3 separate regions of the Homo sapiens genome follow, and regions 1 and 3 are each linked to region 2. The links are chromatin loops, found by intact Hi-C in ENCODE. Cell type or tissue: MCF 10A. All regions are shown on one strand. Links, peaks and the distances in the headings refer to the core of each region. The heading gives the core; the rest is flanking DNA.

Region 1 (10,681 bases), core at 2,476-7,475, 120 kb before region 2:
ATAAGTGGCTTAGAGGCAGCTTCTTCTCTCCAGCAGCGGGCAGGTTGGCTCTGGGATCACCTCAGTCAATGGCGTCACCATCCAATTCAAAGATAAGGATGGAAGCAGTTATAAGTATGTTTGTACAGGCTTAATTTTCTCTGGAAAGTAGGAATGGGTCACCTGAGGATAAAAGGGGGAAGTGAATAAAGTCGGGGGACAGAACATCTGAGGTCTCAAGGGGGATTCATGAGATTTTGGATCAAGCCACTGAGGGCACATCAAAGGTTCATGGACGAAGACATGGAAGAATTATAGAACAGGGCCCAGGGCCCACCCAGTGTTGGAGTTTACAAATCAGTCACTACATAGTGGTCCTGGATCTGTTGAATAGTAGACTCTTCAAAACACACTGATAAATCCCTCCCTCTTAAAAGCTGAAGAATTGGCCCTCTCTGAAAACCACAGCACTGTCTCGCATTATAGGGATTAACCCAAACTGCTCTGTGAAGCTCGTCTAATCTATGAGCAATGAGAAAGGCAGAAGAATTTGTAATAATAAAGAAATGAAAACTGAGCTGTAGCCTTCGATTACACTGTGACATTTGGTGAGTTCACTGTCTTTCTTTAGTGTAAGAATCAAGGAACAAATTTGTTTTATTGTTTGGCGTATTATATAACTCATTTGACAGTACTGCTTAAGTTATACAACAACCCCTAATTCATATTTTTAAGCTCGTTTGAAAAAAAAATTAAAATGCTCTCACCTTGGAGCATTACTTTACATTTTGCAGCACACATTTGTAGTTTGGGTTCTTTTTAGGCAGAAATCTGAACTAACAAGTACTTCTATTTTTTCTCCAGATTCTTTACATTTCTACAGCTTTATTTCACCCTTTTCTAACATAATAAACCATTTCTCAGCAAACATTTAGATAAAATGTCACAGACTTGGAGAAAGAAAATCTAAATTGCAGATCAAAAACAAGGCCATATTAAGCATGAGAAGTGGTAGTGGGAATACAATTTACAATGTTTTGATTTAATACCATAAAGAATGTCCACAGAATAGACTGCAGGTTGGAATTCGTGGAGATGTCTTCTTTAGTTTATGTAATGAATGCCATTCTTATTCAGTAAGATTTAATCAGGCTACTTGAGACTGAGATATAAGTGTAGAGAAGATATTGGCTTTCCTTCTCCATATACTTGGAATGTAAAATTACTTAGGAAATTTTACACTGACACTACATGGTGAGGAGATATATATATCTTAAATATATATATATATATTTCTTTTTAAGATTAAGTATGAGACCTCAAAAATATTTGGACTGCAAATACTATTTTAAAGTAATAAAATATTATTTCTGTGAAATAGAAACTAAAATTGAAAAGTGCTTGAAGTATAAATTCTATTAAATTTTAGTGAAAAAATATCAAGAAAATACTCATCATATAATTAAAAATTTATTGTGTACAAATGGGTTCTGCTATTTCTAATATATTTTATTATCAATGTATTATATTCTGTTATATAACTTTATGATATTCATTTAATTTCAAGTACTAGATTTTGATATACTACTTTACCATATTTTGGTTTCTATTTCCTTTTATAGACAGGTTCACTCCCTACCACTAAAAATGTTTAAATACTTAATTTAATCTGAGACAACATCTGCAACAAAAAAACAGAACTGCTGTTGTAAGTTTCTGATATTATATGTAAAATGGCATAACAATATAATTTTATTTGAAGGTAGACTGTGTTAACTTAAATATATATATTATCAATCCTAGAGTAACCACTTTAAATATAAAGCAGCATAGCTAATGAGCTAAAAGAAGACATAAAACAGAACACTAGAAGATAACCAATTGAAACTAAAGCAGAAAATAAAGAGGGTTGAATGAAGAGAAGATGGCACACACAGAAAACAAATAGCAGGATAGTAGATTTATACGCAGCCATACCAATAATCACAGCAGATGTAAATCATCTAATATTTCAATTAATAGTCAGAAATTGACTTCCAATTTCTAGTCCGGCATAAAAGGAACCTGAAAATCATCACTGTCTCCTAACCATAAGTAAAAAGCTGAAAAACTTGATAATCAACAAGTCTTCTACATCTATCAGAGAAGTGAGCTCATAGGACAAACTGCAGCCCTCAAAACTGAAGAGACACTAGTGGATACAGACAGGTCCCACTCACCAGAGCAGAAACCTCATGGGAACGAATACTAGGCTAGGAAAACCTGAACTGTAATCTATACATTGCACGAAACCTCATGGGAACGAATACTAGGCTAGGAAAACCTGAACTGTAATCTATACATTGCACGAAACCTCATGGGAATGAATACTAGGCTAGGAAAACCTGAACTGTAATCTATACATTGCGTGAAACCTCATGGGAATGAATACTAGGCTACGAAAACCTGAACTGTAATCTATACATTGTGGGAAACCTCATGGGAACGAATACTAGGCTACAAAAACCTGAACTGTAATCTATACATTGCGCGAAACCTCATGGGAGCGAATACTAGGCTAGGAAAACCTGAACTGTAATCTGTACATTGCTACAGGCTTGATTTGGACAATTCTGAGAGTTAAAATCGGGGTGGGGCAGTTTTAGGGGGACCTCCACACTTTTGAGTTTTACCTCTAGCAGCACCACCAGAGTCTCATAGTGAAGGTTAGAGAAGAAGTCTGTCTTAGTCTGTCTGGACTACTATAACAAAATACTTTGAACTGGGTGATTTATAAACAATAAAAATTGTTCACTCGGAGGCTGGGAAGTGCAAGAACGAAGTGTGGGCAGATCCAGTGTCTGATGAGGACTTGCTCTCTGCTTTGAAAATGGAGCCTTCTTTCTCCATCTCCACATGGTGGAAGGGCAAAAGGACTCCCTCAAGCTGTATAAGGATATTAATCCTATTTATGAAGACAAGCCCTCATGACCTTATTACCTCCTAGAGGCCCCAACTCCGTACCATTAGTATTAGATTTCAACACACAAATTTTGGGGGTTCAGAGAGATTCAACAATAGCAAAACTCCTCATGCTTTTGACAGAGAGAGTAGAAAAATAACTACTTTGAAATATGCCCGGAGCATTCTGCTCTTTTTAACAAGGCGTGCCCTCAAAAGGACGTATTTTACCACAGCTAGCCCCATCTGGCCTTTGACATGGAGTGAAAAAAAATACACAACTTCAGACTGCTCTGGCCATCCTGTCCCACCTAAGTGGAAAGAAGAGAGAGACTCCAAAGCATTTGCGAAGGTCACAGCACAGGAACACAAGCTCATTAAAAGACTGGAACCTAATCATCGGACTACAGGACACTTTCCCTCCCACTCCACCTTCCCGCCACATCACTAATGACCTATCTACCACAGTTCCTTCTACCTGCATGTTCAGCTTTCAACAAAAGTTACAATGCACATTAAAAAGTAGAAAACAGGCCAGGCGTGGTGGCTCATGCCTGTAATCCCAGCACTTTGGGAGGCTGAGGTGGGCGTATCACAAGGTCAGGAGTTCGAGACCAGCCTGGCCAACACGGTGAAACCCCATCTCTACTAAAAATACAAAAAAAAATTAGCTAGGTGTGGTGGTGTGCACCTGTAATCCCAGCTACTCAGGAGGCTGAGGCAGGAGAATCGCTTGAACCTGGGAGGCGGAAGTTGCAGTGAGCCAAGATTGTGCCACTGCACTCCAGCCTGGGGACATAGCGAGACTCCATCTCAAAAAAAAAAAAAAAAAAAAAAAGTAGAAAACACAATCTGAAGAGACAAAACAAGCACCAGAACAAGGCTCAGATATGGCAGGGATGTTGGAAAGTTAGAGATTGTCAGACTGGATAAAAAACAAATCTTAAATCCATGCTGTGTGCAATAAACTAATTTTAAATAGAATGATACATATAGGTTAAAAATAAAAAGAAAGAAATATCATGCAAACACTAATCAAAAAAGGTGGAGTGGCTATAGTAGCATCAGAGTAAACTTAAAGACAAGAAATACTACTAGAGGTAAAGAGGAATATTCCATAATAAAGAAGTCAATTCATCAAGAAACTATAACAATCCTAAATGTGCATGCATCTAATAACAAAACTTCAAAATCATAAAACAAAAACAATTGAAAGGAAAAATAGACAAAAATCCATATTTACATTGGATAGTTTAACACTGTTCTCTCCACAACTGGTAGAACTAGTGAACTATATTCACTAAGAATATAGAAAATGTGAACATTATCAATCAACACATCTTGACTGATATTTGTACAAAATAACACCTAACAACAGCATACTGCACACTATTCACATGTGCTGTGGAATATTCACAAAGACAGATCATTTGCTGATCCATGAAATAAGTCTTGAGAAATTTAAAAGAATTGAAATCACTTCAGAATAGGTTCTCTCACCACAAATGAATTAAACTAGAAATCAATAATGAAAAAAATATCTGGGAAGCCCCAAACTATTTGGAAATTAAGCAATATGGTTACAAATAACCAAGCACCAAAGAAGAAATTACCAGAGAAGTCAGAAAATACTTTAACCAATGTAGCAGTGAAAACTTAACATACTGAAATATATGGATGTCAGTTAAGCAATGCAATGCTGAGAGGGAAGCTTGATCTCCATATGGTTATATTAAGCACCGTGAAAACAAATAACTATAATATACTAAAACAGTATTTATTGTTTTTGTTTGTTTGTTTGTTTTTTTGGCGACAGAGTCTCATTCTGTCGCCCAGGCCGGAATGCACATGGCAGCAATCTCGGCTCACTGCAACCTCCGCCTCCCAAGTTCAAGCAATTCTCCTGCCTCAGCCTCCCGAGTAGCTGGGATTACAAGCACCCACCACCATACCTGGCTAATTTTTGTATTTTTAGTAGAGATGGGGTTTTGCCATGTTGGCCAGTCTGGTCTCAAACTCCTGACCTCAGATGATTCACCCACCTCGGCCTCCAAAGTGCTGGGATTCCAGGCATGAACCACAGCACCCAGCCTAAAACAGTATTTTTTGTTAATGAGGGACCATTTAAACCTTCTCTACTTGGAAGGGGCAGGGAATGAAGGACAGGTATGAGGCTCAACACAGTAAAACCTAGGGACGGGGGCGACATTTAGGCTGGACATTGAAAAATGAAGCCAGATGAGGAATTTCTGTGAGGCAGGAGCATGAGGAAAGGCAGGGCATGCTGTCCCTGAGATGCTGTGGATAGAAGAGGTGTCATTCCAGTGTGGCCGGAGGGTAAGATTTCTGGAGGAAAGTGAGCGGGGCCGAGAACATCAAGCTGAGCGCGCAACAGATTGTGAAGGGCCTCGTATGCTCTACATGTACATAGAAGTAAATGTGTGAGTCAGAATTCCTTCTGTGGACATACTCAACAATATTCTCTTTTTGCTTCTCTAAAGGAAAAATAACTGACTAATGCAACAGTCAGCTCAATATGAATCATAACTATTGAAAAAGAGAAAGAAGTTTGATGAATACCAAAATTAACAGAGGCTTTTCCATATGTATCCTTTGGGTAGCTTCCCAGAAGGAAGAATCAACACAGCTACTTGGCAGGTCTACCTAAGCTAGCCCCAGTCACACTTCTTCACAAACTCCAGCTGGCATGCAAAGTGTGAGAAAACAGCCCAGCTAAAACACAGTACTGAAAAGTCTTGAATTTACAAACAAAAGATTGCTATTAAATAAAGAAAATAGAAAACAAAACACAGCACTGTGTTGTGACTGTGAGGAATACTTTTGCACCAGAAGATATAAAATGTGATTAAACAGGCGTTGATTGATTTGGGTTCGGTGGGTCAAGGCCTCTCCCTGGATTTGAACATTTCAGAGTCCAGACTACTGACTGGCTGTAATATCAAAACACTGTATAAAATGCTTCGATTTGTAACAGAATTTAACACTGTCAGAAGTCATAAGGCAGTTTTGTTTTTCCTAATTCACAATTAAGTTATAATAGCAGCAAGCTGACTTTACTCAGTCACAGAGCCAGAGGATTTGATGAGGTGTACAATTTTCCCTCAAGGATAAAAATGTAATTATGAAAAAGTCCTGAACTGAAAAACAGTATTGTCAGCTATTTCCAAGAAAGATAAAAGATCATTTAAAGGTAAAGAGATTACAGATAAAAGGAATACAAAATTAAGTTGAAACCACCAGGGTAGAGAGAACAAGTTCTAAACAAGAACCAAACATTAAAACATTTTATTATAACAAGAAAATATGGCTTTCGTTTTTCTAAAAGGACAATAAGTTTTTAAATTCATGTCTGATTAGTTCATCCAGATGTTTAAAGATAAATAGATATCAATTGATGATTATACTTTCCATGTTGCTGATAAATAGATATCAATTGATGATTATACTTTCCATGTTGCTGATAAATAGATATCAATTGATGATTATACTTTCCATGTTGCTGATAAATAGATATCAATTGATGATGATACTTTTCATGTTGCTGATAAATAGATATCAGTTGATGATACTTTCCATGTTGCTGATAAATAGATATCAATTGATGATGATACTTTCCATGTTGCTGATAAATAGATATCAATTGATGATGATACTTTCCATGTTGCTGATAAATAGATATCAATTGATGATACTTTCCATGTTGCTGATAAATAGATATCAATTGATGATGATACTTTCCATGTTGCTGATAAATAGATATCAATTGATGATGATACTTTCCATGTTGCTGATAAATAGATATCAATTGATGATGATACTTTCCATGTTGCTGATAAATAGATATCAATTGATGATTATACTTTTCATGTTGCTGAAGAAGCGAACCCTGAATGTGCCTCAGTCTGTCAAACTGACAGTCAGAGGGAGGCCCTAGTCAGAGGGAGGCCCTATTCTACACTCAGTAACCAGGGGACTCCTTTTCATAAGTTCATGTAAACTGCAAGGGGTACTTAATAGTTTTGTTTTCATTTCTTACCCCAAAACCTATCTCCCACTAAGCCCTCTCTATAAAATGAAAAAATTAATATCTGTTTCAACAGGATTGCTGGGAAGATCAAGGAAGAGAAAATGAATAATATATGTAAGAGAACTTTGCACACTACATAGCCCTACACAGAACGCATTATTACCAAGTATTTTACATTTATAAAGTGCTTTTCAAAGCACTCTCCACTTAAAATTCAATTCACAATCACCAGCTAAGGCTGAAGATTCAGACACAAAATCCCCGCCTGCATGAAGCTCATGTTCTGGACTCTAGAGGAATCAGGTAATCCTGTCTATACCTGTGGAAAATGCTGTGAAAACATAGGATGTTGCTACAAAGAAGTTGGCGTCCAAATTAGAGAAATGAGTGCATCGCTCCTGTTCTCAGGACTCTGGATTTCTGCAACCTTCTTAAAATCTTTAATGAATATTTGAAATTATCTCATTGCACCTGTTATCAATCCTCTGATAGGAACCAAGAGAGATATATGTTATTTCTGAGAAAAGTGAGGCTTCGAAAAGATAAACAACCTCATTGTGATTCAATGACTTGACGTTCAGCTCACAGTCTAGAAAATGGCTAAGTGGCAAAACTGGTCTTCAGACTCAAGAAATGTTCAGTATTATACAATAGAGTGCATTTGGTGTTTGCAGTCATGGAAATGGAATGTGGGGTCTTATTGGAAATAAGCTACTCCATACCAGACACGTATTTTAAAAGAAGAAATCATGATTCTTAGAAAATCGGGTGTCATGACTATACATTTAAAATTCTGTCAAAATCAGTAAAACAAAGTAAACAGCCAATGTGTATGCAAATGCTTTACATGAATAGACTATCTAGTCTCAAATCCAATAGCTGTTCCGGGAGGAAAAAATCTCAATTTGTTTGCCGTGAGAATGTCAAACTGATATTTCTGTAACAGTTAGCATGGCCACAGTGCTCCACAGAGAGTGCAAAGATCCTGCATACTGGGTGGCCAATATGGGTTTAAAAAAGAAGGAATTTTTATTGCCCTCTCCCCAACAATACTGTGCGTGCACACACACACAGACACACACACACACACACACACACACACAATGCAGCAGCAACAACAGGTGCAGGGAAAGGTTCCAGCAACCCTTTCTCTGCTCCTCAGGGAGGATATTCTGGAGCCTTTTCAAAGGCTCTTCCAGAGCTGATTGAGAAGGTTTTCTTCGTCAATAAACAGAGGTCAAGGAATGCCTCTTTGCCATGGAGTCTGGTCAAAGTTAAGTGTCCCACTTGTGGACAGGAACGGAGGTAGGAGCTGGATGCCTGTCGAAAACAAACTAAATTCCAGAAAATAATCTTAGTGTTCAACAAGAAAGAAATGTTTTCAATAAATTTGTGTTCATTTACAAGACTGGAAAACTGTTTAAAGTAGACTACAAGATTGGTGATAATTACTTAAATAAGCATTTATGGAAAATTGTTGTTTTATATATTTTTATAAATTTTATATTTATATAATATGAAAATTCATATTATATATTTAAATATTGTCATATATTTAAAATTCATATATATTTTAAAATTAAATATTAAAAATTAAATTATATATTTACATTTAAATATTAAACCTATTAAAATTGGCATTGAATTTCTTATATATGTCATGTATATTATATATTTAAAATTATATATTATATATTATATATTTATAAAAATATATTTTTTATTTTTTATAAATTTTATATTTTTATAATTTGAAAATTCATGTTATATATTTACATATTAAATATATTAAAATTGGCATTGAATTTATTATATATGTCAGGAAAACAATGACAAAGAAATACAGCAACGTTAGCAATCAGTTTTTTTTCTCATACTTTTTTTTAACTTTTATTGTGGGTTTGGGGGTGCGTGTGCAGTTTCGTGATAAAGGTAAACTGGTATCACGGGGGTTTGTTGTACACATTATTTAGTCATCCAGGTACTAAGCCTGATACCCAAATAGTTATTTTTTCTGCTCCTCTCCCTCCTCCCAACCTCCACCCTCAAGGAGGCCCCAGTGTGTGTGTTGTTCCCTTCTTTGTGTCCATGAGTTCTCATCATTTAGTTCCCACTTATAAGTGAAAACACGCAGCATTTGGTTTTCTGTTCCTGCATTAGTTTGCTAAGTAATGGCTTCCAGCTCCATCCATGTTCCTGCAAAAATGGACATGATCTCATTCTTTTTAATGACTGCAAGCAATCAGTTTTAAGCATGGTCCAGTATTAACCACAATGAATATTTCTTCCATATTAATAATAAAAAATGTAAAATAAAAAATAATTTCCCTATTAAAGATAAAAAATTGGAAATAGGTATTAACCTTCCTCTCAAGTCTCAATAAAAATAACAATAAAAATAACAAAAAGTGTTCTGTTTTGTTTTATTTTAAGTTGTAAACCCATAAGAGCAGAAATATCAACAGAGGAAACAATAACAACAAAATAATGGGGGTGGAAAGCAAACAAATGAGCAATCATGGACTAAGAGACCAGTTCAAGCATAAATCAAGGCTGGCGATGGGAAAGCAGAGAAGCAACATGGTTTACAGCAGAAAACCCACAGAGCCTCAGAAACGAGCAGCAACAGAAAAACAGGCTGTTAAGGAAGCAGGTCAACAGCTCCCCTACCGTGGTCCTCATTTCCACACCATCCTGCATGCCATGGAACGATCCGTCCTCCACCCTGGAGAAGCTTAGAGCTTATTCTGTGGAATGGGAGAAACGGAGAGTCCCTGTAATGGAGATACCAAGAAGGAGAGGCGGGTCATATACTGGAAACAAGAGAAGCAAAGTTGATGTAAGGAATATTGAGACTACAACTGGATCTTTCCTTCTGTGGCTCCTAAAATGCAGGTGGCAGAGTTGTACCTTCCATGCAGGAAATAAGAGGGTTTTTCTAGGGAATTGAGAGGATCTCCAGATAGCTGGGCCTATTTAAATGAGAGTGAAGCCCAAGCTGATGTGAAGCTTGCACCTAGAATTTCCAATCAATCTTCTAGGGCCTCACTCTTAAATATAAGCAGACAGCTAAGGATCACCATCCTTTGATAGGATTAAGAATGAGCAAACACTGGAAACATACTGAAATACAGCCGGCTGTCTAAAACAGAAGATATAGAATATAATGAAAGACCAAAATGGATATGTGTAGAGATTACACAGGGAAGATAGTGGAATTGACAACTCTGGCAGCAACGCTGCTAAGGACAGGATGAATATGAAAATTGCTTGAAGTTCAACAATAAGGAGAAAGGAGGTTGCCAAAAAGACCAGGAGAGGCAAGAACAAGGCCTGTCATAAGGTTATAGTGCATGAATGGCCTATCGGTTAAGAATTAATTCAGCAGAACATAATTGAAAATACATTTTAAAGGAGCATGAATAATATTTGTATTTTCTCTATAACAAGGCAGGTTAGTTCAAATGCATCATGACGTCTTCAGGAACCCACACTTGTCTCTCTTTATTGAACCCACACTCTTCTCTTTCTATTGATCCCACACTCCTCTCTCTATTGAACCCACACTCTTCTCTCTGTCTCTCTTTTGTTTTGTTTTTGTTTTTTGAGACAGAGTCTTGCTCTGTCATCCAGGCTGGAGTGTAGTGGTGCAATCTTGGCTCACTGCAACCTCTGTCTCCCAGGTTCAAGTGATTCTCCTGCCTCAGCCTCTTC
Region 2 (10,681 bases), core at 3,547-8,546:
ATCTGGATATAGGGACTTCCTGATCAAGGAAATAGTTGAAAGGAATAAAAAAAAACAACTGAGTCACAGAACATTCCATCAATGAATTATTGTCCAGGTTTGTTCAGAAGTGGTGACACTAATATTATTTTGCTCAAAGTAAATAAACTGCATTGCTGACTACATAAAGAGAGAGAAGTTGTACCTTTTTGCTTACCTCTGTTTTCCCGATGCCTAGTGTAAGTTGTCTAGCACGTAGTAAGCAGACAGAAACTAACTACATATGTGGAATGAATGTACGTGGGAAAGATCAATTCTGAAACGTGTATAGACGAGAAGTAACAAATATTCTTAAAATAGTACAAGAACTCATCATTCATTCATCAAATTCGTTTTAATATAAATTCTTTATTGAAATATTAGAGACAGAAAATAAGTCATAAATGCTCTTATATTCCCCTTACCTGCTTCCAAACTTTACCTTCCCTACCGCAAAAGATAATCTTTCTACTAACCTCTAACGCCATATTTGCTGTTGATGGCATCTGAGAAGTCTCCAGTTTTCAGCTATTACTAACAGTGCTGTGATGAATATTTTGTTTTTTTGGTTTTATTTTGTTTTAGAGGAGGGGTCTCACTGTCACTCAGACTTGGATGCAGTGGCATGATTATGGCTCACGGAAGCCTGGATCTCCTGGGCTTAAGTGATCCTCCCACTTTAGCCGCCCAAGTAGCTGGTACTACAAGCACACACCACCACACCCAGCTAATTTGAAAAAATTTTTTAGAGATGGGGTCTCTCTCGCCATGTTGCCCAGGCACATCCTGAATTCCTGAGCTCAAATGATCATCCTGCCTCAGCCTCAAAACGTGCTGGGATCACAGGTGTGAGTCACCATGCCCAGCCTCTTCTGTATATAACTAGAATTGCCCGTTCTTTGGATGTATATATGATCAGCTTTAAAGGATATTTTTGAACAGTTTTCCAAAGCAAGAGAGGAAATTCCTCTAAAGCATTTTCTTAAGTGATGAATAGGAGCTTTCTAATGCATTCTTTGCCGTTTTCACAGTGTGGACATTGACATTCATGGTGCAAAAGCAATGATGGATAAACCAGTTGGTGCCTTAGAACGAATCAAGCCAGTGGCACCAAACTGTCTTAGTAGTCATTACATACTAGTAGTCACTGCCATGTATCAAAGCAAACAAGAGCCAGTTTTATTTTTTGAATGTCTTGATGATGTCGGTTTAAAAATAAATAAATAGAAATTTTAAAACTTGAAATGTTTTAATGAAGCACTAAAAAGAGTCAGTTTTACTACATCTCAGCCCTTGAGTTCACATTATTATGAAGTATTTTTTAATATTTTCTCTGGTGAAACGGACATACGCATAAAGCGTATCTGTTGCATGCCCAAGTACCCAAGTACAACAAATGTATCAAAGAATAGAATCTATGAAATTGGTGGACTTGAGAGCTGACTTAGCTGATTTTTTTCATGGAACATAAATTTTACTCGAAAGAATGACGAAGATGCTGGGTATGGTTATTCAGATTGGGGTGTCTCTCAAAAATATACAGACATACTCTTAGAAACAAGTGAAATGGGCCTGTGATCTCAAAGAAAAAACTGTTTTTGGTCAGGGATAGAATTTGAGTTTTCACAAGAAAACTAGAAATTTTAAAAATTTTAAAAACTTGAATCTATCACTGTGAACTTCGCAGCTTGCCCGTACTTTAAAATTTTCTGATAAGATTATCATGTTGTTTTATGAATATAATTTTTCAACATTATCTACTGAAATATGTCAACATTTGGAAGATCTGAATAACTCAGTGAACCAATATTTTCAATGTATCATATTACAAAATTATACATGAGGAGAGATCCATTAAAAGTGCAAGAGATAGGCCAGGTGTGGTGGCTCACACCTGTAATCCCAGCACTTTAGGAGGCCGAGGTGGTTGGATCATGAGGTGAATAGATCGAGACCATCCTGGCTAACACGGTGAAAACCCATCTCTACTAAAAATATAAAAAATTAGTCAGGCGTGGTGGCGAGCGCCTGTAGTCCCAGTTACTCAGGAGGCTGAGGCAGGAGAATCGCTTGAACCCAGGAGGTGGAGGTTGTGGTGAGCCGAGTTCATGCCACTGCACTCTAGCCTGGCAACAGAGCGAGACTCCATCTCAAAAAAAAAAAGACCTACACCTGTAAAGGTTTGGTGTAGATTCAAAGAGTATCCACAGGTATCTGAAACAGCTATTAAAATACTGTATGAGGCTGGCTTTTCTTCATATACTTCACTCAGTCAACATATCAAAACGGATTGAATACAGAAGCAGATATGAGAATCCGGCTGTCTTCTGTAAATCCTAAGTGACAGTTCCATTGTCATAAAAGAGGACACATAGAATAATTTTTCCAGAAACTCCAAGGTCAAAATCTATATTTTAAATGTGCCTAATGTACTTCTAAAGTAAGAGTTCTTACTTTGATTAGTTAAATCAGAAAAAATTTTTATTCATATTCAAAATAGTATAAATATATAAAAATGTTAAAGGCATAGCCAATTATTGATCACAGAAGTGACATGATACAGTCGTTTGTTACAAATCTGAGTGATTATTTACAAATCTTTAGAGTTGTTGTCTGATAGGACTCAGTACGGCAGTTGGAGTGTAGCTGAAAGTAGGATAAAGCAGGTGGATATGTGCAGATGATAGAAATATGGAGATGGTAGAATCAATAATAAAAATATCACAAAACAAGCTCCGTGATCCTACTTTAGCTGTTAAACTTTTGTTGTTGTTGTTGTTACTGAGACGGAGTCTCACTCTGTCGCCCAGCTGTTCTCAGCTCACTGCAACCTTCACCTCTGGGGTTCGAGTGATTCTCCTGCCTCAGCCTCCCAAGTAGCTGGGACTACAGGGGGGGCACCACCACGTCCAGCTAATTTTCTGCTAAACTTTTTGAAATGAGAGGCCCATGGTAAAGTAGATATCAACATAAGGCTTGTTGAGTGACTGATTAATTCTAGATTATTATTCTCATTTATTGGCACAAAAACAATTACACATTGCTTTCTATTTGGCTCCTCTGGTGCCCTTACCACCACTGCACAGTTCCTACATATGCCGTGATTCTTAACCTTTGGAGCTTGAGTAATTACCCCTAAATCCCTCTCTTAAAAATCTTGGGGGCCAGGCACAGTGGCTCACACCTATAATCCCAGCACTTTGGGAGGCCGAGGAAGGTGGATCACCTGAGGTCGGGAGTTCGAGACAGGCCTGACCAACATGGAGAAACCTCGTCTCTACTGAAAATACAAAATTAGCCAGGCTTGGTGGTGCATGCCTATAATCCCAGCTACTCAGGAGGCTGAGGCAAGAGAATTGCTTAAACCCGGGAGGCGGAGGTTGCGGGTTCAAGCAACCTCAAGCCTGGGCAACAAGAGCGAAACTCTGTCTCAAAAAAAGAGAAAAGAAAGTTCCTTGGCCTTTTCTTGTGTTTCTTGACCTTGACATTTTTTGAGGAGTCCAGGCCAGTTATTTTGTAGAATGTGTCAGTTTGGGTTTGTGCGATGTTTCCTTGGGATTAGATTCAGGTTGTGCATTTTTGGCAGAAATACAACTATAGTGATGTTGTCACCTTCACCATGCATCGAATCAAAGGGACATGATGGCGATGGCTTCCAAGGTGATGTTCTCTTTGAGCACTTGGTAAGGTGGTGTCTGCTTAATTTCTCGACAGGCAAGTTACTGTTTTTCCTTTGTTATTGATAAGCAACTTCTGGGGGATACTTGGAGACTACGCATATATCCTGTTCTTTATCATGCTTTCACCCAATAGTACCCACTGATGAACATATTGTGTATACATGAAATAATAATAAACTATTATCACTGATAGAAGGAACATATTGTGTATACATGTAATAATAATGAACTATTATGACTTCTTAAAGCAGGTTGTTCATTGTTTCCTGAGTATAAATAAATCAGAAATGAATGGCTTTAATTTTCTGTAAAATATGTTTACTTAGAAAATAATAGAAAATGTCCTTTACAAAATGAGTTCTAGGGTTTTATTGAACAAAATGTGTTTGCAAAACACTGTGGGGTGAAAAGAGTATGACCCCTTACTTCCCCATCATAACGCTCCTGGCTGACACTCCCGTAATAAAAGACAGGTTAACAAGAGAAAAGCATAACATATTTATTTGATCAAAGTTTTTTTTTACGTGACAAAGGAACCTTCAGAAATGAAGCCCCAGAGGTCCCCAGAAAACTGTCTGTTTTTATGCTTAGGCTGGGTGATTAGGGGACATCTTTGTAGAAATGTGAGTGAACAAAAGGGGAAGCTCTAATGCTAACAGACTGAGTGCAGACACCCAGCAAGGCCTGTCTGTTCAGATTCTTCTCAGCCTCTCCCTGCAGCATGCAGCATCCCTTCCTCCTGGGTATGGGGCAGGGCCCTTCTGGAATGCGGGTTTATGACCTCCGTGCAGGCAAAATAGACCAGATAGTTTCTTTATGGCCAACTCTTACACAGAAAGGCAGGGGAAGATTGGAGTAATTTTTTTTTAGGTTTTAAGGCTAGCTTTCAGGGAGAATGGTTCTGGTTTCTATGGACTTGCCTTGGGGAAGAGGGATTTTAGTTTCCTTGTTTGTTTGTTTGTGTTTTGAGATGGAGTCTCACTCTGTTGCCCAGGCTGGAGTGCAGTGGCACAATCTCAGCTCACTCCAACTTCTGCCTCCCAGGCTTAAGTGGATCTTCTGCCTCAACCTCCCGAATAACTGGGATTACAGGCATGCGCCACCACAGCCGGCTAATTTTTGTATTTTTAGTAGATACCAGGTTTTGCCATGTTGGACAGGCTGGTCTCGAACTCCTGACCTCAGATGATCCACCCGCCTCGGCTTCCCACAGTGTTGGGATTACAGACATGAGCCACCGCACCCGGCCCTAGTTTCCTAGTTTCTATGGTCGGCCTTGGGGGAGAAAGTTTAGCAGGAGGAGGAAGGCGAGGAGAAGGTCAGAAACTTTGCTTCTGAGGCCCTCCAAGGCCCTCCCAGGCCCTTTGCTCCAAGTCCTCAGCAAGCCAGAGGACGTCTTCTGAGCCCAACAACAGTTTAAGGCATTCCAAAATTAGAAGAGCAATCAGGCACCCAACCATACTAAAAGCGTGTTTATATTTTCGCATATTTTCCAATCCATTGAACAAACAAGCAAACAAACAAAAGAACTGGTGTGTAGAGTGAAAGGAGCGTTAGTGTGTATAATATCTGTGGACAGAATAGTCGTCTGAACTGAATCTACAGCAAAACTACAAAGCTGTGATATTGTGACTCCGAGAAAGTGCAGATTTCATATTCCAGTAAGATTTATTGAATGCCCGTTGCCTGCTAAGCATTTCATACATAAGCATATTCACACACAGCACCTTATTTTGTTATCATAACTCTATAGGGCAATGGTATTATGCTATTCTTCCACTCAAGAGAACTTTTCAGAGGTTCATTTACTTAACAAATCATAACTGCCACATCCCAGGTGCTTTGTTAAGCTCTGGGAATGCAACCTGGAAGAAGACAGATCTGGTTCCTCTCACTTTCTAAGCCCAGTTATAACATGCTGGGCCCATGATTTTACTCAACAGTAAAATCGAGGTTTACGCTGTGTGCTAAGAGAGGCATCCAAACCAAACGTGTGGACTCAGGGGAGGCTTTGCTGATGGAACTTCTAATTAGGCTGGGAAATGAAAGACGACAGGAAGCTGGGTGAGGAGGGGGGATGGTGGTGGAGGGAGGACCCAAATATTCCAGGCAGAGGGAACGTTGTCTCAAAAAAATAAAAATAGAAATAAAAAAGGCTTCTGTTGGGCACGATGGTTCAAGCCTGTAATCCCGGCACTTTGAGAGGGTGACGTGGGCGGATCAGGAAGTCAGGATATCGAGACCATCCTGGCCAACATGGCAAAACCCCCCATCTCTACTAAAACTACGTGGTGGCACATGCCTGCAATCCCAGTTACTTGGGAGGCTGAGGCAGGAGAATCGCTTGAACCCAGGAGGCAGAGTTTGCAGTGAGCCGAGATCACGCCACTGCACTCCAGCCTGGTGACAGAGCAAGACTCCATCTCAAAAAAAAAAAAAGAAAAAGAAAAAGCGCCTCAGGCTGTCCCAGCATTTTCATTCAAAAAGGAGCTTTGAGAGACAGCCAGGTGGCTAGTGACGGGCTAGCAGAGGCAGAGAGGGCTGCACCTTTTCTACCACAGTTTAACATTGCTCAGAGATTGCGTGTCTAACCTCAGGAAGGTTTTGACATAGTTTACACTGATTTTACTTTGTTCACTTCAGGATGGAAAGGATGGCAGAGTCTCTGCTGCATCCAGGATAGTATGAATCATTAAAATGCTGAAACCACTTTCAGCAGTGTATTCTAGTCCTGGCCGGAAGTCACTAACCTAGCTGAAACATCAAATATTATGGTAATTTGGTCTGAGAATAAATAATAGATTATGTTAATACAGACAGGGATGAGATAATGAGAAACAGGCTACTTAAGAAGCATATTGAGTGGTTTATTTGTGAATCAAAAAGAAGCAAGGAAATTGCATTAAAAGAAAAACTGACCCTGGAGTCACTCTTTTAGGTGACCTTAATATTCCATAAATTATAAGTTAAGATAAATGAAACAAAAGCTCTATATTATGAAGAGTGAAATTATTTTGTAATTCTGACAGAAAACTAAGTATTCTAACATTTTACTGAAGAAAAGCCTGTTGATCATTCTCATTTCCCGCCACAGAACACGTATACCCTTTGCCAACACTTACTGAGCAGTTACTATGTGCGGTTACTAAGGTCTAATGTTTTGTTTTGTTTTTTTTTGAGACAGGGTCTCACTCTGTTGCCCAGACTAGAGTGCAGTGGCGTGACCTCCGCTCACTACAGCCTCAACCTCCCAGGCTTAAACAATCCTCCTGCCTCTGCCTCCCAAGTAGCTGGGACCGCAGGCACGCCATCACACCTGGCTAATTTTTCTACCTGTTTAGCAACAGGGCCTCACTATGTTACCTAGGCTGGTCTTGGACTCCTAGGCTCAAGCGATCCACCTGCCTCAGCCTCCCCAAGTGCAGGGATTACAGGTGTGAGCCACCATGCCCAGCCTAACTCTTTACATCCACGCATATACTACCTTAAACATCTTTGCCATGCGAGAATGTAGATACCACTTGTATAGATTGGGAAACTGAGGCACATGATGGTTGAATAATTTGCCAGAGGAAACAGAGCTGGCAGGCTGAAGGGCTTCAGACCAAAACTTCTCTGACCTCATTTGGTAGCAAAACATATGCAAAGCTTTCTACAATCTTTACATACCCCATTAAGTATGAATACTTATACATTCTCCTGCAGAAATATGTATAATCATAATATACTGCCCCAAATCCCTCTTAGGAGAACTGATAGATGGTGTGTGGATTGTCTCCTGTCTCTAAAAAACACTCTGAGGCCAGGTGCGGGGGCTCACGCCTGTAATCCCAGCACTTTGGGAGGCCAAGGAGGGCGGATCACGAGGTCAAGAGATGGAGACCAGCCTGGCCAACATGGTGAAACCCTGTCTCCACTAAAAATACAAAAGTTAGCTGGGCGTGGTGACACACACCTGTAGTCCCACCTACTCAAGTGAGGCAGGAGAATCACTTGAACCTGGGAGGCAGAGGTTGCAGTGAGCTGAGATTGCACCACTGCACTCCAGCCTGAGCAATACAGCAAGACTCCGTCTCAAACAAAACAAAACAGAAAAACACTGTGAATTCTAAATATCTGACCTCAGGGGTTTTGGAAAAGGCATTTTGGTCCTTTGCAATTTATACACCAACAAATAATGAATTAATATAGTAACATAATAATTTATTTAGTATACCCTTTAAATTTAATACTTGCATTTTCCAGATATCAATATAAAGAAATTGGCAAACCTCAAATAAAATTCAATTGGCGTGTTTTAGAGACAGTTATGCTGCTCTTGTGGGCCGCTGCCTGAAATCCAGGTGGCTGCCTGCTGGTAGTCTGGAGTGTAGTGTCTCCAGAATGTAAAGCACTGAACAAAGCAAGGACATCATGAGACATCCTGTTTGAATATTTTGTCTGCAATTTAGTGAACTGTGTGATCCTCAGCAAATTACCAGGTGACTCTGTAACACTGTGATAACAGTTTATGTGTCCAGGTTATTGTGACTATTGAATAAGATGATGTGGGTCTTTACACCTGGCCTCTTCATGGGCATGTCGTAAATTGTAGCAATTATTAAGCTAGATAATTATACATAGGGATAATACTTTTCTATCAAAGCAAATAATAGGCACTAGCTAAATGTCTCCATGAAAGCTAAGTATGATAAAATACACAGGAAGCATCTCCAACATGAAAAGTACCCTTAGTGCTTTGTAAGATAACAGTTCCCACAGTCATAGAGCTTACCTTTTGGAAAGGCGGAAGTTGAAAAATGACTTTTTTTTTTTTTTCAGACGAAGCTTCGCTCTTGTCCCCCAGACTGGAGTGTGATTTTGCAATCTCAGCTCACTGCAACCTCCGCCTCCTGGGTTCGAGCGATTCTCTTGCCTCAGCCTCCCGAGTAGCTGAGATTACAGGCACCTGCCACCACGCCTGGCTAATTTTTTTGTATTTTTAGTAGAGATGGGGTTTCACCATGTTAGCCAGGCTGGTCTCGAACTCCTGACCTCGTGGTCTGCCTGCCTCGGCCTCTCAAAGTGCTGGGATTACAGGCGTGAGCCACTGTGCCCGGCCGAGAAATGATTTTATTATGTAGCTTTGAAATGAGTTCAAACACGTAATTTGCTACATGAGTGACTTAACGTTTTCCTGTGATAAAAACATGGAGTGTAATCTTCCCCACGAGAATGCTGGGTCACACTTTATCAGGCCACATATGTGTTGCTGGCTTCAACCTCTAGACCCCAAACACAGAAAATGTGAGATTTTGACAGGCACATTGAGAGTTCAGGCTGTGGCAAGAATACTGTCTGCCAACCTTCAGGCAAGTCTCTGAAGCCGTACCCACCAACACTGGCACCACTGGCTGGCATCAGGGGCCTTGTGTCATGGTGGATCTATGCTGCATTGCTGAAATTCACTCTCCAAAGAACCTCTCCTAGAAAGGGACACCTCCTAGAAAGAGACACCTCACACTTGCATTCAACTGTACGGCTACAGAGGCCTTCTGCCATCCTAACTGACCAACTAGACTTTAATAAAATTAGAACTCACTTACTCTGTGGTTAATGGACCTCCCTCCTCCATGGAGTGGATTCCCTGTGAGAGCTGTTCTCATTATTCTCCCCCTTTTGAGCACTGAAATAAACAACAACAAAAGCTACAAAAAAAAACCTCTTTACATGGCAATAAACTGTGATTCATGAAATTATACTTTGTTCATCTCATTTCAATCATAAAAAACACTTTAAAAAGCAAGTTTAGCCGGGCGCAGTGGCTCACACCTGTAATCCCAGCACTGCACTTTGGGAGGCCGAAGCAGGTGGATCACCTGAGGTCAAGAGTTCGAGACCAGCCTGAGCAAGGCGGTGAAACACTGTCTCTACTAAAACTACAAACTTAGCTGGGCATGGTGGCGGGTGCCTGTAATCCCAGCTACACGGGAAGCTGAGGCAGCAGACTCGCTTGAACCCGGGAGGCAGAGGTTGCAGTCAGCAGAGATTGTACCATTGCACTGCAGCCCGGGTGACAAGAGTGAAACTCCATCTCAAAACAAACAAACAAACAAACAAATAAATAAAAAATAAAACGCAAGTTTAAATGAATATGAGAAGATGGTAAGTGCTATGCAGAGAAAAAGAAAAAGCAGAACTGGCTTGGAATAGGTGTTGAGGGAGCGGGCAGCATGAGTGACAAAGGTGACAGGTGGTAAATATAGGCCTCAATACAAAAGTGAAGTCGGATCTGAGACTGGAAGGAAGTGAGGACCTAGTGAGTATCAGTAGAAAGTGTTCCAGGCAAGGACTGTCCAGGGCAAAGGCCCTAAGGCAAGAATTGCCGGCTATGTTGATTCACCATCAAAAGCATGCCCAGAGCCCTGAGCCAGGTGGGGGAATTGGGGGAGATAGTAGAGTAGATGGGTTCAGAGACCTGGGAGTGTGGAGATCCAGAGAACCACACAAGACAGTACCGGCACTTCTGACAGTTTCTTTGTTATGTACCTGTGCTTCCATTTGAAATCGTCCGGCCCAGGGGTCAGCAAACTTTTTCTATAAAGGGCCAGATCATGAGTATTTTTTTTTTTTTGAGACGGAGTTTTGCTCTTGTTGCCCAGGCTGGAGTGCAATGACGGGATCTCGGCTCACCGCAACCTCCAACTCCCGGATTCAAGCCATTCTCCTGCCTCAGCCTCTGGAATAGCTGGGATTACAGGCATGCGCCACCATGCCTGGCTAATTTTGTATTTTTAGTAGAGACAGGATTTATTCATGTTGGTCTGGCTGGTCTCGAACTCAGGACCTCAGGTGATCCACCTGCCTCGGCCTCCCAAAGTGCTGGGATTACAGGCATGAGCCACTGCGCTCGGCGATCATGAGTATTTTTAAACGTTATGGTTCATATGATCTCTGTTGCAGCTACTGAACTCAGCTACTATAGTGTGAAAGCCATAGGCAGT
Region 3 (10,681 bases), core at 1,078-6,077, 82 kb after region 2:
ATACAAAAAATTAGCCGGGCTTGGTGGCGGGCGCCTGTAGTCCCAGCTACTCGGGAGGCTGAGGCAGGAGAATGGCGTGAACCCGGGAGGTGGAGCTTGCAGTGAGCCGAGATGGCGCCACCGCACTCCAGCCTGGGCGACAGAGGGAGACTCCATCTTAAAAAAAAAAAAAAAAAAAAGAAATGTTCATCAATAAGGAAAAACTAAGGAAGCTATAGCCTCTGTCAAACAGAGGAGGAGACCAGGACATTGGAAAAGGGCCAATGGGATTTGCTGATGCTTGGGTAAGAGTTGTGGGGAAAAAAGGAGTCATGGACGAAAGACACCAAAAATTTTAGACTAAGCAACTGGAAGAATGGAATTACCAAAATATATAGAGAGAATCTATGGAAAGGCTGGATTCCAGAAGTGAGGAGTGTGCGTTAGCTCGGGATGTGATGAATTTGATTAGTCAATTAGACATCCAAGTAAAGATAGTAAGTAGGAAATTGGACATGAAGCCTACTACCATTTGGAAATCTGAGCTAGGGATATATATTTGAAAGTAGTCATCTTAGAGATGCTTAAATAGCATCTCTATTAAGCTATTTAAGATTCAGTGAAATTGTCCGGGCTCACGTCTGTAATCCCAGCACTTTGGGAGGCCAAGGCAGGTGGATCATGGGGTCAGCAGTTCGAGACCAGCCTGACCAACATGGTGAAACCCCGTCTCTACTAAAAATAAAAAAATTAGCCAGGCATGATGACGGGCCCCTGTAATGTCAGCTACCTGGGAGACTAAGGCAGGAGAATTGCTTGAACCCGGGAGGCGGAGGTTGCAGTGAGCCGAGATCGCGTCACTGAACTCTAGCCTGGGTAACAAGAACGAAACTTCATCTCAAAAAAAAAAAAAAAAAGATTCAATGAAATCAAGATTTATCAAGAACCTGACTACTTCTCACCACTGCTCTACCTGTCCCCCAGCTCACCATCATCTCTCCCTAATTATTGCAAGTCCCTTTGCACGTCTCTCCACCTCTGCTTTTACTCTCTTGGTTTTTTTTTTTTTTTTTTTTTTTTTGAGACGGAGTCTCGCTCTGTCGCCCAGGCTGGAGTGCAGTGGCGCCATCTCGGCTCACTGCAAGCTCCGCCTCCAAAGTTCATGCCATTCTCCTGCCTCAGTCACCTGAGTAGCTGGGACTACAGGCACCTGCCACCACACCCGATTTTTTAGTAGAGACGGGGTTTCACCGTGTTAGCCAGGATGGTCTCGATCTCCTGACCTCGTGATCCGCCCGCCTCGGCCTCCCAAAGTGCTGGGATTACAGGCATGAGCCACCACGACCAGCCTGCTTTTACTATCTTAATGTCTATTTTCATTTGGCAGCTAGCGTGTTTCTATGAAAATGGAAGTTAAATCATGTCAGCCTTCTGTTCGAAACCTTCCAGTGGTTTTGAAGCTTGTATTTCATTGAAGGCTGCCACCCTAAATGACTGACCGCCTTCTTCTGATCTCATCACCTACAGCCCCCGTTTCCTTACACAGCTCCAGCCACATACACGGCAGCCTCCAGGCCTTTCCTCTGCCTAGAATATTCCTCCCCAAGAAAACTGCATGGCCCAATCCCCCACCTCCTTCAGTGCCACCTTCTGAATAACAAGGTTCTGATCACTTTATTTACAAGCTCACTCCATTGCTTCCTTTCTCACTTAAAAAAAATTTTTTTAAACACTTCCCAGGTAACATACTATATATTAAACTTATTTTGTTTATATCCACTAGAATGCAAGTTCCACGAAAGCAGAGCTGGTTTTTTTTGTTTTCCATTGGTGAGCCCCTAGCACCTTGCATAGTCCCTGGCAAACAGTGGGATCTCAGTATTTGCTGAACACATGGTACTTGGAACTGAAAAAGAAGGGGGATCGGTTGAAAAATCCTTACCTAGCCAGGCAATTCTCCTCCACTATCTTCCCTAAGTAGGCATTTATTTCCTTTAAAAATTGAGGGAGAGAAAAGACCCAGAATCGGGGATACCTTGCACAGAATAGGATTAAGTATGAAGATACAGGCTGAAATTAGAAGTGAAATATGCCTAACAGGTGGTGAACCCTCAAATCTGAATAGCTATTCTCAAATTGCTCTTTAAAGGGTTTTAGAATTTATGTGGCAACCAGAAGTACAAGAGATGCTCATTCTCCTATGTCATTGTTATAAACGGTGTCGTTAATCTTTTTGATCATTGCAAATAGCATTGCAAATGCCATTTTACTCACCATATAATTTGTATTTCTCTTACCACGAACAAAGTTCAAATTCTTTCAATGTATTTAAAATATATTTACTTTCTTTTCTGCAAACTCTTATTTGATCGTTTTTTAAAATTAAATTTCTAGTCTTTTCCTTACTGACTTTTTTTATTTTTATTTTTTTTGAGATGGAGTCTTGCTCTGTGGCCTAGGCTGGAGTCCAGTAGTGTGATCTCGGCTCACTGCAACCTCTGCCTCCCAGTTCAAGCGATTCTCCTGCCTCAGCCTCCCGAGTAGCTGGGATTACAGGCTCGTGCAACCACACCCAGCTAATTTTTGTATTTTTAGTAGAGATGGGGTTTCACCATGTTGGCCAGGCTGGTCTCAAACTCCTGACCTCAAGTGATCCGCCCTCCTCAGCTTCCCAAAGTGCTGGGATTACAGGCGTGAGCCACCACACCCAGCTTCTTACTGACTTTAAAGAGCTTTTTATACATTAAGATATTAGCACTTTTCCTTCCTATAGATTTCACATTTTTCCTGCTTTGTGATTTGTCTTTTGACTTTGTTTATGATACACTATTTTCTAACAACATTACTGGTAATTTCCCCCCAAGAATCAAGATAAGCACTCACTGACCTGAATCATCGCCATTCTTTCTTGCTCATCAGTCAATATGCTTTTAGCTGCTTCAAGTTTCTCCCTCGATGTGTTCAATATTTCCTGGAATAACTTCTATAGAGAAAGCACAGAATTCCAGGTGAGATCATTGATTTAGAACAGTTGGATTCCTGACCTTAAACAGCCAACAACTCTGAGTATATATTTTCTTAGCCTTTAGGTTGAAGGTTCAACGAACTTATCTAATATTCTGTAATAAACATCAACTAAGGTAATGGTTTTGGAGGACCAGAATGTCTGTCCATTTCATCCATATAGGAGTTGGCCAGAGTGTTTTGGGATTTGCGTGAGTGACTCTTACCCTGTAATTCTCAGCAGCCTCTTGTATCCCACACACCATGTGATGTTTGTGCTCCTGGGACTGGAAGCATTTGCTGCAGAGTGTGATTTGGTCAACATCACAGAACAGCCGTGTTGGTTCCAGGTGTGTTTCACAATAGGCATCTTCTGTGATGTTGTGCTGTAACTGAGGGCTGAGCCTTTTGGACATCCTGGTAGGGGTCCCTAGTTGAAGACTGGACTGTATGCTTCTACTGAGGTATCTCCCTGCACTGTGAATGAGAAAAAATGGTGGCTTCCTTTGTTTTCTGGAGCAGGCACACACACTTGGCAACTTCAGAGTCCACGAAGATCCAAGGAAATAAGTCCACGCAGACAGAGCGGGTCGGCGCTCTGGACTCCTCAAATCCAACAAATTTCTGGCAGCTGCCTGCTTGGGGAAAAGACAGAGTTAGGCCAGTGTTCTAAGACCAGCGGGTTTCCCTCAGGTCTTCTGACAATCTTGAGCAATAGGCTGAAAATTAATTACAAGGAACAGCACTCACTTACGAGTCATTCAGGGGAAAACAGTGCTCTAAAGGCATCGCGCTAATTACTGAAGGAACTTCAGGACTAGAGTGAGGTAACAGAGTGCGAAAGAGGTTCGTTGATAGAATTACAGAAAAAAACCACAAGTATCTGAAAAAGTTATTAAAATACTTTCCCTTTGAGAGACAGGGTCTTGCTCTGTTGCCCAGTCTAGAGTACAGTGGCGTGACCACGGCTCACTGCAGCCTCTGGAACTCCCAGGCTCCAGCGATCCTCCCACCTCAGCTTCCGGAGTAGCTGGGACTACAGCTGGGACAAAACACATGCAACAGAAGGAATGGGGAAGCAAATAAGGGAAAACAGCTCCTCTTTTTTTTTTTTTGAGACGGAGTCTCGCTCTGTCACCCAGGCTGGAGTGCGGTGGCGCGATCTCGGCTCCCTGCAAGCTCCGCCTCCCGGGTTCCCGCCATTCTCCTGCCTCAGCCTCCCGAGTAGCTGGGACTTCAGGCGCCCGCCACCTCGCCCGGCTAATTTTTTGTATTTTTGTAGTAGAGACGGGGTTTCACCGTGTTAGCCAGGATGGTCTCGATCTCCTGACCTCGTGATCCACCCGCCTCGGCCTCCCAAAGTGCTGGGATTCCAGGCGTGAGCCACCGCGCCCGGCCGAAAACGGCTCTTCTAAGAAGCCATCAATTAAAGAGATTTGCAAAACAGTGAAGCCAAAGCCACTCTTCTCAATAATTGTTTCCGAAATAAAATTTCAGGAGTGACGTGACGCGCTGCCCGCGGTCTGGCCGTGAGCGCCCTCGCTCCTTCCTCTTTGACTCCATCTTCGCGGGGGCGGCAGCCGGAACCGCGGTTCAGTCACCAACATGCAGTTCTTGGTCCGCGCCCCGGAGCTACACGCCCTCCAGGTGACCGGCCAGGAGACGGTCTCCCAGGTCGCGGCTCAGGCAGCGCCACTGGAGGGCTTCGCCCCGGAAGATCTATCGTGCTCCTGGCAGGCGCGTCCCTGCAGGGCGAGGCCACCCTGGACCAGGGCGAAGTGGGAGGCCCCGACTGCCCGGGAGGCCAAGTCCGTGGTTCCCCGGCCCGCGCTGGGAAAGTGACAGGTCAGACTCTTGCTAAGGTGGCCAAGCGAGAAGACAGGCCGGGCTGAGCCGCGGGTGCGGTACCACCGGCGCTTTGTCGACGTTGTGCCCATCTTTGGCAAGAAGAAGGGCCCCAATGTCCTTCTTAAGTCCTTTGTAATTCTGGCTTTCTCTATTAAAAAAGCCACTTAGCTCGAAAACTTTTTTCTCAGAAAAATGTTTTTGTTTTTATTATTTTATTAACTTATTTATTTATTTTTGAGACCGAATCTCTGTCGCCCAGGCTGGAGCACAGTGGCACGATCTCAGCTCACTGCAACCTCCGCCTCCCGGGTTCAACCGACTCTCCTGCCTCAGCCTCCCGAGTAGCTGGGACTACAGGCGCGTGAAACCACACCCAGCTAATTTTTTGTATTTTTAGTAGAGACGGGGTTTCACCGTGTTGGCCACACTGATCTGGAACTCCTGACCTCAGGTTATCTGCCCGCCTCAGCCTCAGTGCTGGGATTACAGGTGTGACCCACCGTGCCTGGCTTGTTTTTATTATTTTAAATGAATAACTATAAAATGCAGTTTTAAATTTCTAATACAGTAAACATAGATATTAACGCTCATAAACAAAAGCTTATTGGGATCTTCGTCAATAATGAGTGCAAAGGAGTACTGATTCCAAAAAGTTGAGAATCTTGGCCTGAAAAGGCATATTCCCCACAAATAGGACTGTGAATGAATGCATCCATAATTTTGATATGTTTTGTCAGTTTCCCAAGCACAAAAGTTGTACAATTTTGCACTCCAAGCAACAAATTAAAAAGATGTTAAACTTTTGGATCATTGCCCACTGGCTGGGTGAGAAATAGTGTATTCATATATTTTCAACTTCCATCTGTTATATTATTAATATGTCTAAGCCTTTTATTTTCATATGCTAAAAAACCATTTTCACTTCTTTTGCTGTGAAGTCTATGTTCAAGCCTCTCTCTCAGTTTATTCCATCAGGTTTGGCCTTTTTGGAGGGAGGGGTCAATTTTAAGAGAGAGCTATAGATCCAAGTTCCTGTAAATTGTGTGAGTTGCAAATACTTTCTCCCTCCTTCCTTGTTTTTGATGCTCTCATCCTTTCTTCTGCTTAGGTCTTTGAAATCCCTGCTGGTTTCCCGTGTCTTAGGTCCCTGAACATGTCCGAGATGACTCCACTGAGTCACCAAAACAAAGAAATTCACCAACTCAAATTTTTCCTTGAGCTCTCAGCAGCAGTTAACATAGCTGACCACACCCTTCTTCCTAGAATGTTTTCTTCTCTCATCTGTCTGCAGCTGACATTCCTCTAACTTGTCTGGTCTTGTTCTCCGTGGCCTTTTCTGGTCCCACATCCTCTGAACCTCTCAATCTTGGGGTGCTTCAAGGTTGAGTTCTGGTCTCCCAGTCCTGGTCTCTCCCTAGGTAATCTTACTCGTTTCTGAAGATTTAAGTTCCATTCTCCGATTTCAATCTCCTGCCCAATTCCCAACATTTTTGCAATAGAATGTCTAAGGAGCACTCAAAATTAACATATCTAAAGCCGCTCAGGATCTCAACCCAGTGGCTCTCTTCCCCCAAACTCATTCCTTTAGAGCCACAGTTTAAGCCTTCCTTTCACCAATTCAACTATTGTTTTCCAAATTTATATTCTGTCCTGCCCTCCTCGTCCATCTCCAGCTCCTCTCTGCTCAACCACCAGAATACTATTTTAAAACCAAAACCAAGTGAGCAGGTTTGTGGTCACTTTCTATGGCATTAGAGTAAGATCGAAGTGGGTAATAACCCCGTCCTATACAATCTGGCCTCCTGCCTTCTTCTGATCTCTCTATAGCTTTCCCCCATCACTGTCAATCTAGCTGCCTCTAATTCATCACAGCCCTTCCCCCTTCCGTGGCCAACAGAGCTCTTCTCTCATATTTTTGCAATTCCAGCTGCCTCTTCTTTCTTCTCTTCAGTTCTCAGCTCAAATGTCTTCCCAAGAGAGACCTTTCCATCACTACTCAATTTGAAATACCTTCCCACTACTCATCTCCTTATTTTATTTTCTTAGTAGCGAAAAGATTTTATCTTTCTATGAACAAGTTTACTTGTGGGTCACTCTCCATCCATAAGAAACTAAGTCCTTGAGATGCCCTGTGTCTACATCTGACATACTCGATGCACAATAAATATTGTAAACGATATTTTATGTTAAACCAGTAAAAATTGAAGGTGTAATGAGAGAGGGACAGAGACTAAATATTTTTACAGAAACAGCAAAGGAAAATTGACGAATTAAGTCCCCAGCATGTTGTCTACCCTTATTTTGTTTTTCCTAATATTTTTCTTCAGGCTTTTTCCTGATAACACACAGATACACACACACACACATAGATTCTAAGATCAAGTTTAGAAATCTAAAGAAACAATTATTAAGAAAATGATCTATAGAGAAAATCTCACTTACTTTCTTTGTAGCAATCCTGGGTATTTCCTTTTTTTTTTTTTTTTTTTTTTTTGAGACAGGGTCTTGCTCTGTCACCCAGGCTGGAATGCAGTGGCGCAATCTCGGCTCACTACAGCCTCGAGCTCCCAGGCTCAAGTGATTCTCCCACCTTGACCTCCTGAGTAGCTGGGATTACAGGCGCTGCACGACCACACCCGGCTAATTTTTGTATTTTTTGTAGAGACGGGGTTTCAGTATTTTTCCCAGGCTGGTCTTGAACTCCTGGGCTCAAGCAATCTGCCTGCTTCAGCCTCCCAAAGTACTGGGATTACAGGAATGAGTCACCACACCGAACCAAGGTATTTCCTTTAGGGAAAAAGCTGGAACAGTGGAGACTGAAGAGATTTTATCTGTTCAATTCCTCCCTCAGCCCCGCCCTCACACCATCAGGAAGGCGTCTGTGAAGTTTCTTATCATATTCACACAATTAATCTCATTAGAACCACCTGAGTTTATTAAAACGCAAGCCTCTTCACAGGGTCTCTGATTCCAGAAATCTACGGTGGGGTCCGTAATTTACATTTTTAATGGACTCCCAGAAAATGCTTAATAGCCCTGACCTTGGTTGGATAAATATCTTGTTTTATCTCCAGTGCCATGTACAGTGCCTAACACCTCTAGCTCCTTAAGGTTTGGGGTTTTCTTTCTTAATGAATCTAGTGTATATTGACAATTTCACAGGAAAGAAGCCTTCGAGCTAACACTCAAGACTGTGTTTGTTCCTTAGTAGAAAATAATGCCTGACTTGTTAGTTTCTAGAACGTTTGCTGGAGAAGTGTTCATTCCAGTATCTGTGGAAAGAAAAACCAAGAGTAGGGATAACTGCCTATGGAATCTGTCACAGATGGGAGGTCAGGGAACAATCCCAGATAATTCATACTTGATATTTGGCTTCAGTGAGGAGGAACTCTTCACAGCTTTCTAAGTTTTATAGTTTTGTCCCCGAGGGTTTTTATTGCATCAGTCAGTCAATCCCCTGCTAATCAAACCAGGGAGTTTTTTTCTTTATGCTGCTGACAGGATAATGAGAATTCTTCTGCTTTGCTTATCTGATCTTTCAGAACCTGGTTCTACCTTATGGAATCTCAATACACCGTTTCTCTTTTTCTTTTTTCTTTCTTTTTTTTTTTTTTTAGATGAGAGTCTCACTCTGTTGCCTAGGCTGGAGTGCGGTGGAGCGATCTCGGCTCACTGCAGCCTCCGCCTCCCAGGTTCAAGCAATTTTCCCACTTCAGCCTCCCGAGTAGCTGGGATTATAGGCGCCCACCACACCCAGCTAATTTTTGTATTTTTAGTGGAGATGGGGTTTCACCATGTTGGCCAGGCTGGTCTCAAACTCCTGACCTCAGGTGACCCACCCTCCTTGGCCTCCAAAAGTTCTGGCCACCGCGCCTGGCCATACACCCTTTCTCTTATCTCAGATGATTACCTACACCCACTCTCTTTTCCAAAACCCAATTCCCCAGCTTTCTTCAAATAGACCACATTTATTCCTGTGCCCCCTCCCCTCCTCAGCCAGTCCATCCTCCTTTACTTCTCTTATTTTTCTAATCCAATCTTCCTTTCTCTTCTAAGCCTGGGTACGGCCAACGTCTGTGAAGATACTCACACATACTTGTTGTCAGATACTCTGTCATTTACTCTCACCATCCCTTGAGCTTTCATAACTCTTGAGCTTACTCATCTTGACAAGAAAACTTTGTAATCTTTGAATCAAATGGAAAATAAACATCAAGCATATTGTCAGGTTTTGAAGTCTCTTAAAGCCTGTTTTAGAGTATTAAATGCTTAAATAAATACTTATTAAAGCCTGTTTTACTATTAAATAAATATTTATTAATAATTAAATTATTAATTCTAGAAGAGTCAATATTTTAAGATAATTCTAAAAACATTACAAAAAAGTGTGCTAAACCCTTATTTACTGTTACATGCCCCACCTGTTGCATGCTCCAACCCCGTGAGGTACATCTGCAGCTGATGAAGTAGATGACGTAGAGATTAAGTCACGGGATTAAGTAATTGACCAAGAGCACTGGGTGCAGAAAATTGAAGATATGGAATTTGAATCGGGTGCCAAATTTCATGATATTTCCTTATTATAATTATTTGTCCTTATTAAATATTAATCAAATGGCTTGACAATTTACAAAAAAGATGCCTCAAATTTGTATGACAATTTATCACGAGATGCTTTCATAGGGCTAGAGTAATCACATTACAAGGAACACAGATCATTTTAAGGTAGTTAGATTTTTCATAGGAAAACTTTTCATTAAAATGAAAATCCTGAAGAAATGTAGTTTTTTTTCACTGTCAAAGAACAAATACAATTATGAATGAGTGAGTCATTGTTCTCCTGAGTCATTTCATGAACTTATAACAGTCGTATCCCAGCCGGGCACTCTGGCTCATGCCTGTATCCCCAGCACTTTGGGTGACCGAGGCGGGTGGATCACTTGAGGTCAGGAGTTCGAGACCAGCCTGGCCAACATGGGAAACCTCATCTCTACTAAAAATACAAAAATTAGCCGGAAATTGCTTGAACCCAGGAGGCGGAAGCTGTAGTGAGCCAAGATCGTGCCACTGCACTCCAGCCTGGGCAACAGAGCAAGACTCGGTCTCAAAAAACCAGGACAAAACAAAAACAGTCCTGTCCCCTTTGTTAGCCACATCACCTTCACCACTCGCCCCAGGCTGGCATACTCTCGGCTTCTGGGTGGGATGAGTATGGCTGGTGCCAAACAAGGCTGTATTTGTTACTTTGGACCAAATCTGCGGCAGGAGACTACCACCTCCTCCCATTCCAGAAAAGAACAGCTGGAGGCGGGGGTGTGCTGGTTGTGGTCCCAGTGTTATCACTCATCTGGAAGGTGTGGCTTCTCTCTGGCTCCTTTTCTCCAAGGCTGCTCCATTAGAAGCAGGGGCTTGGCTCTCACTGGTTTACTTCCCACAGCTCTAAGAGGTCCAGAAGTCATGTTCAACTGCTTCTTCCTTGCTTAAGAAAGCATTAAAACTTAAGAATCAGGCCAGGCGCAGTGGCTCACGCCTGTAATCCCAGCACTTTGAGAAGCCGAGGCAGGCGGATCACCTGAGTTCCGGAGTTCGAGACCAGCCTGATCAACATGGAGAAACCCCGTCTCTACTAAAAATACAAAATTAGCCGGGCGTGGGCGCATGCCCAGCTACTCAGGAGGCTGAGGCAGGAGAATCACTTGAACCCAGGAGGTGGAGGTTGCAGTGAGCCGAGATCGCGCCACTGCACTCCAGCCTGGGCAACAAGAGCAAAGCTCTGTCTCAAAAAAAAAAAAAAAAAATTAAGAGTCAAACATTATGGGGGCCGGGCACTGTGGCTCATGCCTGTAATCCC

What was found. Hi-C counts contacts between places; a loop is a spot of excess contacts. Peaks named below come from ENCODE experiments on the same cell type or tissue, not always from the same donor. Only the 100,000 strongest peaks of a DNase experiment are listed, where the experiment ranks them.
Region 1: a loop joins it to region 2, with 9 times the contacts of the local background. A loop is called at or near these places in 1 of 110 quality-filtered maps.
Region 3: it touches region 2 in a loop (4-fold over the local background); 1 of 110 quality-filtered maps calls a loop at or near these places.

Annotation. Positions count from the first base shown.
Region 1 is chr4:187,902,847-187,913,527 of GRCh38, forward strand. No RefSeq gene overlaps it. Among named protein-coding and RNA genes, the nearest start is that of ZFP42, 88 kb to the right of the region's middle. In MCF 10A, for the core only: no CTCF peak of the experiment used is centred there; a DNase peak (open chromatin) is centred at 5,465.
Region 2 is chr4:188,017,611-188,028,291 of GRCh38, forward strand. No RefSeq gene overlaps it. Among named protein-coding and RNA genes, the nearest start is that of ZFP42, 27 kb to the left of the region's middle. RefSeq lists an enhancer at 4,183-4,720. In MCF 10A, for the core only: no CTCF peak of the experiment used is centred there; a DNase peak (open chromatin) is centred at 6,271.
Region 3 is chr4:188,101,971-188,112,651 of GRCh38, forward strand. TRIML2 (tripartite motif family like 2) reads right to left here and starts at 7,633. Exons shown (of 8, transcript NM_173553.4): 1 at 7,273-7,633; 2 at 3,210-3,620; 3 at 2,867-2,962. The coding sequence starts at 3,398. It also overlaps the pseudogene FAUP3. RefSeq lists enhancers at 4,590-5,107, 5,627-6,145, 6,146-6,664, 10,297-10,681. In MCF 10A, for the core only: no CTCF peak of the experiment used is centred there; a DNase peak (open chromatin) is centred at 3,721.